Linked DNA regions of Homo sapiens: regions 2 and 3 are each linked to region 1. Evidence: chromatin contacts called from ENCODE Hi-C or POLR2A ChIA-PET data. All regions are on one chromosome and are shown on one strand. The core of a region is the stretch at or near the end of the contact, and the rest is flanking DNA. Distances in the headings are between cores, read along the strand shown. Region 1 holds the start of UBXN6 (UBX domain protein 6). Region 2 holds the start of MICOS13 (mitochondrial contact site and cristae organizing system subunit 13). Region 3 holds the start of NCLN (nicalin).

The links. Hi-C counts contacts between places; a loop is a spot of excess contacts on that map. ChIA-PET counts read pairs that join two places held with the same protein, here RNA polymerase II (POLR2A). Pooled maps may share reads with other maps.
Region 2: a map with no recorded cell type shows a loop between it and region 1 (11-fold over the local background). The contact joins the promoter of MICOS13 here to the promoter of UBXN6 in region 1. A Hi-C loop is called at or near these places in 2 of 37 single-sample maps with no recorded cell type and 8 of 50 pooled maps. POLR2A ChIA-PET finds 5 or more read pairs at or near these places in 1 of 52 experiments (Panc1).
Region 3: a loop to region 1 is called in a map with no recorded cell type, with 14 times the contacts of the local background. The contact joins the promoter of NCLN here to the promoter of UBXN6 in region 1. A Hi-C loop is called at or near these places in 1 of 37 single-sample maps with no recorded cell type and 2 of 50 pooled maps. POLR2A ChIA-PET finds 5 or more read pairs at or near these places in 1 of 52 experiments (activated B cell).

What each region holds. Positions count from the first base shown.
Region 1 is chr19:4,456,491-4,459,190 of GRCh38, forward strand. UBXN6 (UBX domain protein 6) reads right to left here and starts at 1,304. Exons shown (of 11, transcript NM_025241.3): 1 at 1,125-1,304. The coding sequence starts at 1,207. RefSeq lists silencers at 1,106-1,175, 1,206-1,255 and an enhancer at 1,366-1,565.
Region 2 is chr19:5,679,158-5,681,857 of GRCh38, forward strand. MICOS13 (mitochondrial contact site and cristae organizing system subunit 13) reads right to left here and starts at 1,359. Exons shown (of 4, transcript NM_205767.3): 1 at 1,301-1,359; 2 at 429-606; 3 at 188-239. The coding sequence starts at 1,329. It overlaps HSD11B1L (hydroxysteroid 11-beta dehydrogenase 1 like), which reads left to right and starts at 1,870. Exons shown (of 8, transcript NM_198706.3): 1 at 1,870-2,114. RefSeq lists enhancers at 448-587, 968-1,077, 1,108-1,187, 1,208-1,307, 1,318-1,787 and a silencer at 1,838-2,047.
Region 3 is chr19:3,184,600-3,187,299 of GRCh38, forward strand. It overlaps NCLN (nicalin), which reads left to right and starts at 1,331. Exons shown (of 15, transcript NM_020170.4): 1 at 1,331-1,615. The coding sequence starts at 1,432. RefSeq lists enhancers at 409-1,291, 598-737 and a silencer at 1,248-1,817.

The DNA of each region.
Region 1 (2,700 bases), core at 54-2,553:
TTCCTCAGTCCCTCTCCATCAGTCCCCACCACCCTCTGGCCAGCCAGCTCCCTGCAGCGGCCCCAGCTCTCCAGTTTCCCTTTTCTCAACCCAACAGCCCTCAGCCTTGCACCTTCCCTAGCTCCACTTCTTCCCCGGCCCTCCCAGCTGGCTCAGCCCTGCTCAGGCCCTTCTCTCCAAGTCCTCCCTAGACAATCCGGAAGCCTGCCCGGCATCTATCTCCTTTCCCCTCCTCTCCCACTTCCATAATCCACTTGGCACAGTGACGTGGCAGAGAAGCCTCGCAGAGAAGCTCTTTCTCCCAGCCTGCTAAGACGCGTCTGTCTCACCCGTCTTCTCCTCTCAGGCCCCTCCCGGGTAAGAGTCCATCTGTCAGAATCCCTCACCTCCACTCTCCTCACACACCTTCCTCAGCCCCTCCCTCTCAATTCGCCAGGACATCCCAGGTCACTGACGACGCTGCCCACCCCGGCCTCCCTGGCCTTCCAGACTCTTTCTAGTCTCCCATCAGCCTCCCACGTGCTCCAGATACCAAATCCAGAACCCCTCTTCCCATGGATACCTCAAAACAACTCTTCACCACCCCACCCCACAGCTGTGCGTCCTCCTCCAAGCTCAGCTCCCATCCATGGTCACCTAGATTGCCCCAAATCATCCCGGCCTCTTCGGCCAGCCGGGTCCCCAGACAGAGCTCTCCCTCACCACCCGGCTCAGGACTCATGATCCCGTTTTTCCCCAAAGGTCGTTCCACTGACCCCCAACTGCCTACAGCCCCGTCGCCCTAATCCCCCGCCACTGCATCGGACCCTCCTGCGGCCCCGCCCCCGAGACCTCCCCTCCCGCCCCGCCCCCTGCGCTAGTTCCCCTCCCCTCGCCTCCCCCGCCGCGCCCCCGGGTCATACCCGCCCCCTCCTGCCCCGCCCCCAGATCTCTCTCCCCTCCCCCTGACGCCCACCCTCGGCCCGACTTCGTCCGCCCCCGGCGCCTCTCCCCCTCCCCTGACCCTCGCGTGCCGCTCCCAGCCCCTCATCCTCTCCGATCTCCCGAGCCGCCCAAGGCCCCAGATCTCTCTCCCCGGCCGTCCCCGCCCCGCAGGGCCTCAAGCCCCTGCGTTCCTCACGCACCCCACGGACTCTTTGAGCTTCTGACCGGGTCCCGCGCTCTTGAACTTGATGTCGGCCTTGAACTCCTGAAAGAATTTCTTCATGGTGGCGGCTGGCCCGGCGGCGGGGGGCCGCGGGGGCGGGGGGGCACGGGGCCCAGTCGGGGACGGGGCCGCCGGAGACCAGCCACCGGAAGAAAATTAAAAAAAAAAAAAAAAAAAAAAAAAAAATTTACCTCGCCGCCGGAAGTCCCGCCTTCCCCTGGCCTGCCACGTGACAATCGACTAGACGTGCCTCTCTAGCGCTCGGTGCCTTGCTGGCCCAGGGCGGCCGCTCTGTACGCTGGAGCCGCGTCTCTGTGGTTCTTCCGGACTCCGTTGCCAGGGCGACGAGTGCACCTCTCGATTGGAGACAGGGCATTCCGTGGCGCTCCCCAAACGGTGACAAACGGTGATAGGACAGGGACAGGCCAACTGAACCTCGCAGAGAAAGCACTGGGCCCTATCCCTTTCGCTGCTCAACCTAAACTAGGCGCGGTGGCTCACGCCTGCAATCACAGCACTTTGGAGGCTCAAGCGGAAGGATTGCTTGATCCCAGAAGTTGGAGACCAGCCTGGCAACATGGCAAAACCTCGTCTCTATAAAAAAAAAAAAAATAAAATAAAATAAATTAGCCGAGGGTGGTGGCGCGCGCCTCTCAGCTACTTGGGAGGCAGAGGCGGGAGGATCGCTTGAACCCAAGAGGTCGAGGCTGCAGTGAGCTGTGATCAAGCCACTGCATTCCAGCCTGGGCGACAGAGAGAGACCCTGTCTCAAGCAAAACAAAAAAAATTCCAACCTTCTCTGTCTCCCCAGAGCTTACGTGATAAAATCCCAATTCAATGTTGGGTATTGGAGGCCCCCACGATCTGGCCTGTTTTGGTGCCTGAAGCACCCCCCCGCCACCATCACCACGTACCCTAGGTAGGAGCTGTTTAAGAGGATGCACCTGGGCCGGGCGCGGTGGCTCATGCCTGTAATCCCAGCACTTTGGGAGGCCGAAGCGGGCGGATCACAAGGTCAGGAGATCGAGACCATCCTGGCTAACACGGTGATACCCCGTCTCTACTAAAAATACAAAAAATTAGCCGGGCATGGTGGCAGGCGTCTGTACTCACAGCTACTCGGGAGGCTGAGGCAGGAGAATGGCGTGAACCCGCGAGGCGGAGCTTGCAGTGAGCCGAGATCTCACCACTGCACTCCAGCCTGGGCGACAGAGCGAGACTCCGTCTCAAAAAAAAAAAAAAAAAAAAAAAAAGAGGATGCACCCAATGCACCCAATTGGGACCTGGGGATTGGGGATCCACTTTGGTGGACACCAGTTAATAGTGGCGTACTTTGGTCTGTGCAATCCACAAAGAAGATACACAAAGTGACAGTTAAAACAAGCCTCAAAAAATGGGAGTTGGGGGTCAGACGTGGTGGCTCATGCCTCTAATCCCAGCACTTTGGGAGGCCGAGGCCGGCGGATCACTTGAGGTCAGGAGTTTGAGACCAGCCTGGCCAACATGGTGAAAGCCTGTCTCTATGGGCACCGGTAATCCCAGCTACTCGGGAG
Region 2 (2,700 bases), core at 109-2,608, 1.2 Mb after region 1:
CACCTCAGCCTCCCAAAGTGCTGGGATTACAGGCGTGAGCCACTGTGCTCGGCCTCCTTTCCCTTTTAGATCCCTAAGAGACACGTGTCGGGCAGGAAGGAGGATGGACAGAAAGGAATGGCCAGGAAGTGGGGAGAGGGGCTAGACTGGGGTGTCTCCCTCCAAGCAAAGAAACTGGGTGCCTTACCTGCATTCCAGGAGTCACGGATGGGAAAGTAAATCTTTGGAGGGGCTGGGAGCTGGGAAAAAGAGATGGGCAGAAAGAACTGGTGAAAAGGCTCAGCAGCCCATCCCCAGAGGCGGAGGGAGGAGGACAGGCCGGAGAATCAGGTCAGCATCAATATGGAGGACAACATCGTGCAGGGCTGGAGGGACCTCCCAGAGCTGACCACCCGCCAAACCCTGGCCTCGTTCCCGGCCCGTAGTACCTGGGGTATCTGCAGGCCTGTCTGCTGACACACGTACTGGCTGAACTGGTACATGGCGGGGGGGACCACCTCCCCAGCCTTCTGTAGGGCTGCCTGGCTCTTGTCGCTGGGCCCCAGCAGCTCCTGGTCGTACACCAGGTAGACGGCGCCCCCAGCCACACTTCCCTTGATGAGGAACCTGCGGGCAGGGACGGGAGGAGCAGAAGCTCAGCGGACACTGACAGCCACCCTCAGGGGCCAAGGCCCACGGGGAGAGTGAGACCCTCCTGAGGGCTCACCGTCCACAGGGTGACACTCTGTAGTGCAGCACCGTCGACCCAGACCCCTATTATATACAGCACTCGTTTTACAACGTGCAAGGCAGGGCGGCTGGACGCCACTTGAACTGATGAACTGAAACCCAGAGGGGGAGAGTGGGTCACTCAAAGTCCCACAGTGAGCAGGGGCAGTGAAGACGTAAGATCTTGACCTTCTAGAAGCCTTCCAGCCCTGGAGAAACCAAGTGTCCCTGGGCGCCTCCTGCCCGCTGTCACTCGCAGCTCCGAGCACGCATTCACTTCTCATCCACGCCAGCGGCAGGATTCACCGGCATTCCCACCTCACAGAGAAGACAACTGAGGCTCGGAGGCGGAGGCTGACACCGCGAACTGAACGCCAAGGGCTCGCTGGGAAGCAGGAGGGAGGGGATTGGCGACCTCGGGAAGCCCCGCCCCTCTGAAGCCTCAGTTTCCCTATCTGGCCCATAGGCGGGGAACGAAGGGGAAGTGACTCTAAGGGAAGCGAAGAGCAGATCGGGACCAGACTGGAGACAGGGATGCCCACAAAAATGGACTTTTTCGGGGACTCGGGTCCCCTCCGGCGCCCCCACGCACCTCATCAGCGACCACACCCGGGCCACCATGGTCGCTCGGATCCACGCGCAAGGACACTCGGCTCGCCCGCCGCTTCCTGTCGCGGCGCCGCAGAGGCCTCTGGAAGGTGTAGTCTTTCTTGCCCGACGCAAGGTCCTCTGGGAGTCGTGGTGTCTTGCGGCTCTGAGACTCCAGAGAAGGGCTGCGGTCTCGCAGCGGAGGGCCGCTGGGAAATGGACGCTTTAAGGCCCGGGCCGCCGCAAGGCTGTCTGGGAAATGTAGTCAGCACGGCGCTGTTTGCACCTGGCCGCGGAGCCTCCTGGGAAATGTAGTTCGGCCCGGCCCTGGCACCGTGAGGGGAAAGAGGCGTCAGGTGCCTGGCTGAAGCCTGAAGGTGACCCGAAAACAAGTCAGAGCCCGAGAGATCCACCCGCGCCCGCGCGGGGGACCAAGGGCCCGGATTTAAGAAGAGTGTGCCTACAAGGCGGTTGTCACGGCAACGAGAGGGCGGGATTGTTCGAGCGCTGCGGCCCCCTCACGTGATCGATTCGGAGGCGGGGCGTCCGCCCAGTGGGCGGGGCCGGGCCCCTGCTGGGAGGCGAAGACCAGGCGGGCACTGTTGCCCGGCGACGCTCCGGCGCTGGGTCCCCGAGGCCCGGCCCCTCCCCGGGAGGAGGTGGGCTTCGAGTCACGTGACCCGTGCCCTACGGGAGGGGGTGCGGTCGGGGACCCGGCAGGAGGCGGCCGAGAAGAGAGGACCGTGGGGGCGTTCGCGTGGCTCCCAGCCCGGGACCCCACCCCCGCTGGACAGTGGGGGAAACTGAGGCCTGAGCGGGTGAGTGCACGGTTTAGGGGTGCGCAGAGGGTCACACGCCCGCTTTGTTCAGAGGGGAAGCTAAGGCCCGCCGAGGTCAAGAAGGGGCCGATGCGTTCTGCAGGGCTTCCCCCCATTTCTCCCGCATTTCGGCCGGGCTGCTTCAACCGTTCATCTGCCCATCCATCCATCTGTCCCCCACCCGTCTATCCATCTGGCCATCCACCCATCTATCCTTCCATCTATCCATCCACACTTCCGTTCATCCATCTGTCCGCCCATCCATTCATCCATCTGCTCCCCCCATCCTTCCACTCATCCATCTGTCCACCCATCCATCTATTTATCTGGCCACCCACTCATCTATCCGTCCATCCATCCATCCATCCATCCATCCATCCATGCATCCGTCCGTCCATCCATCCATCCATCCATCCATCCATTTATGTGTTCCCATTTATCCATTCATACATCCATCCACTCATCCATCTATCCACCCATACATCTCTCCGTCCATCATCCATCCATCCACCCATCCATCTATTCATCTGGCCATCCACCCATCCATCCTTCTATCTATGCATCCATACATGCATCTGTCCATCTA
Region 3 (2,700 bases), core at 81-2,580, 1.3 Mb before region 1:
AGCACACTCAGAAACTCCCTTTCTAGCCGGGCGCGGTAGCTCACGCCTGTAATTTACAGCTACTCAGGAGGCTGAGACACAGGAATTGCTTGAACCCAGGAGGTGGAGGTTGCGGTGAGCTGAGATCAAGCCACTGCACTCCAGCCTAGGTGACAGAGACTACATCTCAAAAACAAACAAACAAACAAACAAACAAACAGAATTCTCACATGCTGCTGGCAGGGAGAGTGCTTGATTCTTTATCATTATATCTGAGGAAACTGAGACTCTGAGAGGTGAAGCGACTTGCCCAAAGCCACACAGCTGGGAAATGGAGGAGTTGGGATTTGAGCCCAGGCTCTTAATCGGCACCAATGCCACTTCTCACTTGGGACAGAAAGGAAGCCCTGACTCCTTAGGCAGCTGTACGGAGCCTGGGATGATAACGTGCTGAGAGCCAGGGCTACTGTCTGCTGCACCCTGGGGCTCAGTCTCCCCATCTGTACAAAGGGACGTTCCTTAGGTACCTCCAGCCCTGAGACACTGGGTTTTAACTTTAAATTTCTGATGAACAACAAATACTTTTTTAGTATAAGTATGCCCCAAATATGAATAAAGATAAATATAAATACCTGCCACCGACCCCTGCACAAACCGCAGGTTCCAGACTACAAGTCCCACAACCCACTGCGGCCTCCCTTAGGAACTGACTATCATGACTTTCTATTTTTCATTCATTCATTCAAAAATGGTATAGGCCACCCGCCGTGCGCCAGGTCTTGTGCTAGATGCCGGGGATACATCATATGCACAAAACAGACAAAAGTTTTTGCCTTCGTGGAGTTTGACATCTACATCCTCGGGAGTTTTAAGTGATTTTTGTTTTTCTCAGCAATTTCTGCCAGGACGACTACAGTTCCCGTGACCCTTTGTGTGTTTGACGGGACTACAACTCCCAGAAGACCTAGCGCGCCAGGCAGGCACTTCCTTTTCTCTTTATCCCCAACTTCCTTCCAGGTCGCAAGGTCACGTCCTGTCCCCACCTTTCGCCCCTCACCCTAGCTCCCCCAACGCCAAAGACAAGGTTAAGAAAGTGATATCGCGAAATAGTTTTTTAAAGCATTTTATTGCATTTTATGACTTGGAGTTTATGTGAAACCTCAACGGTATTAGCCGAACAGCCTGCCGCACCTTCCGGGAGTTCCAGAGTGGGCCTACAACTCCCACAGGGCTCCGCGAGCGCCGGACGGACGGACTACAATTCCCGACAGGCAGCGCGGCTGGCGGGGCGGTTCGCCGCGGTGCCCACAGGACCTCAGGGCGAGTGCGGGCTGCCCCGCGCGGCGCCCGCAGGACCCCGGCGGCTACCCATGCCGAGGTGAGTCCGCGGGAGCCGCCGCCGCCGCCGTCCCGTCCCAGCTGCCGCCCCGCGCGGCCCCGCCGCCGGCCAGGATGCTGGAGGAAGCGGGCGAGGTGCTGGAGAACATGCTGAAGGCGTCTTGTCTGCCGCTCGGCTTCATCGTCTTCCTGCCCGCTGTGCTGCTGCTGGTGGCGCCGCCGCTGCCTGCCGCCGACGCCGCGCACGAGTTCACCGTGTACCGCATGCAGCAGTACGACCTGCAGGGCCAGCCCTACGGTGCGTGTCCCCGGCCCACCCTCGGGGCTCCCCGGGCTCCCCGGCCACGCCACTCCGGCCCGGCGATCCCCAGGCCGATCCCTAGCTCCGGCCTGGGCTGCCCGACCCATGCTCAGGCCCCAGGCGAGGCAGAGCCCTGCCGCCCTGGACCCCCGGGCGCCCTGGAATCCCTGCTCTCCTTGCCTAGCGCCCAGGGACCCCCCGCGCTCGCTCCCACAGCCCCCGGCCCCTGCCTAGGTCTCCCTGCCCCGGAACCCATGGCCGGGCCAAGCGTCCCGCGTCCCTGGAGCCCTAAGTCCCCTCTCTCCTGTCCCCAGCTGGGCCGGCGTCTGCCTGCCTTGCCGAGTTTCTCCCTCCTGGGCCCCCTCCGCCCCTTAGGCTTCCTGGTCCGGGCTCACTTGAGCAGACGCTCCCGTCCTGACCTCCAGCTCCCAGGGTCCTGTTCTGGAGACCATCTGGTTGGTCTCTGGATTCACTGGGTCACGTCCGTGTTCCCAGGCCTCTCGCCTTTAGCTGACTGCGTTTGGAGTTAAAGGTCCCTGCACTGATTTCTGCCAGGCTGAGCCACCCGACGCGGTGGTCCAGCATTCCCCACCCCCTCCCACGGCCCTGGGTGCCAAGTGCATTTTGTCCAGTGCCCAAATTCAACTCCCCTGAATTTTCTCGCTCTAGTCACCGGCCCCCACGTCAAGGGCACATTTGTCCCCAGACCCCTGACGCTCTCTGGTCCCAGTTCGTGAGTCATGTTTCAGAATCTGCTAGCCCAGCTTCCCTGGTCTCCTCCCACGTCCCCAGTTCAGTCCACTCGCCTGGGGTTCCCTTTGACCCCCTTTCTGTCCCGCCTTTGATGCATACCCACGCCCTCAGCTCAGCCTCCTCACACCCACTTCCCAGAACCCCACTTGTTCCATCTTTCCAGGATTTCCTCTTCCCTTTCCAAATTCGCACCCCCTTGCCCTTGCATTCTGCAAGTCTCCCACTCAACAGCCTCGCCCCCTCCCGTCGTGGCCCTGACCCCAGTGTCTAGACCATTCCACATCCCCTTGTCTTTGCCTGGCTATAGCTGTCCCTGACATTCCAGAACC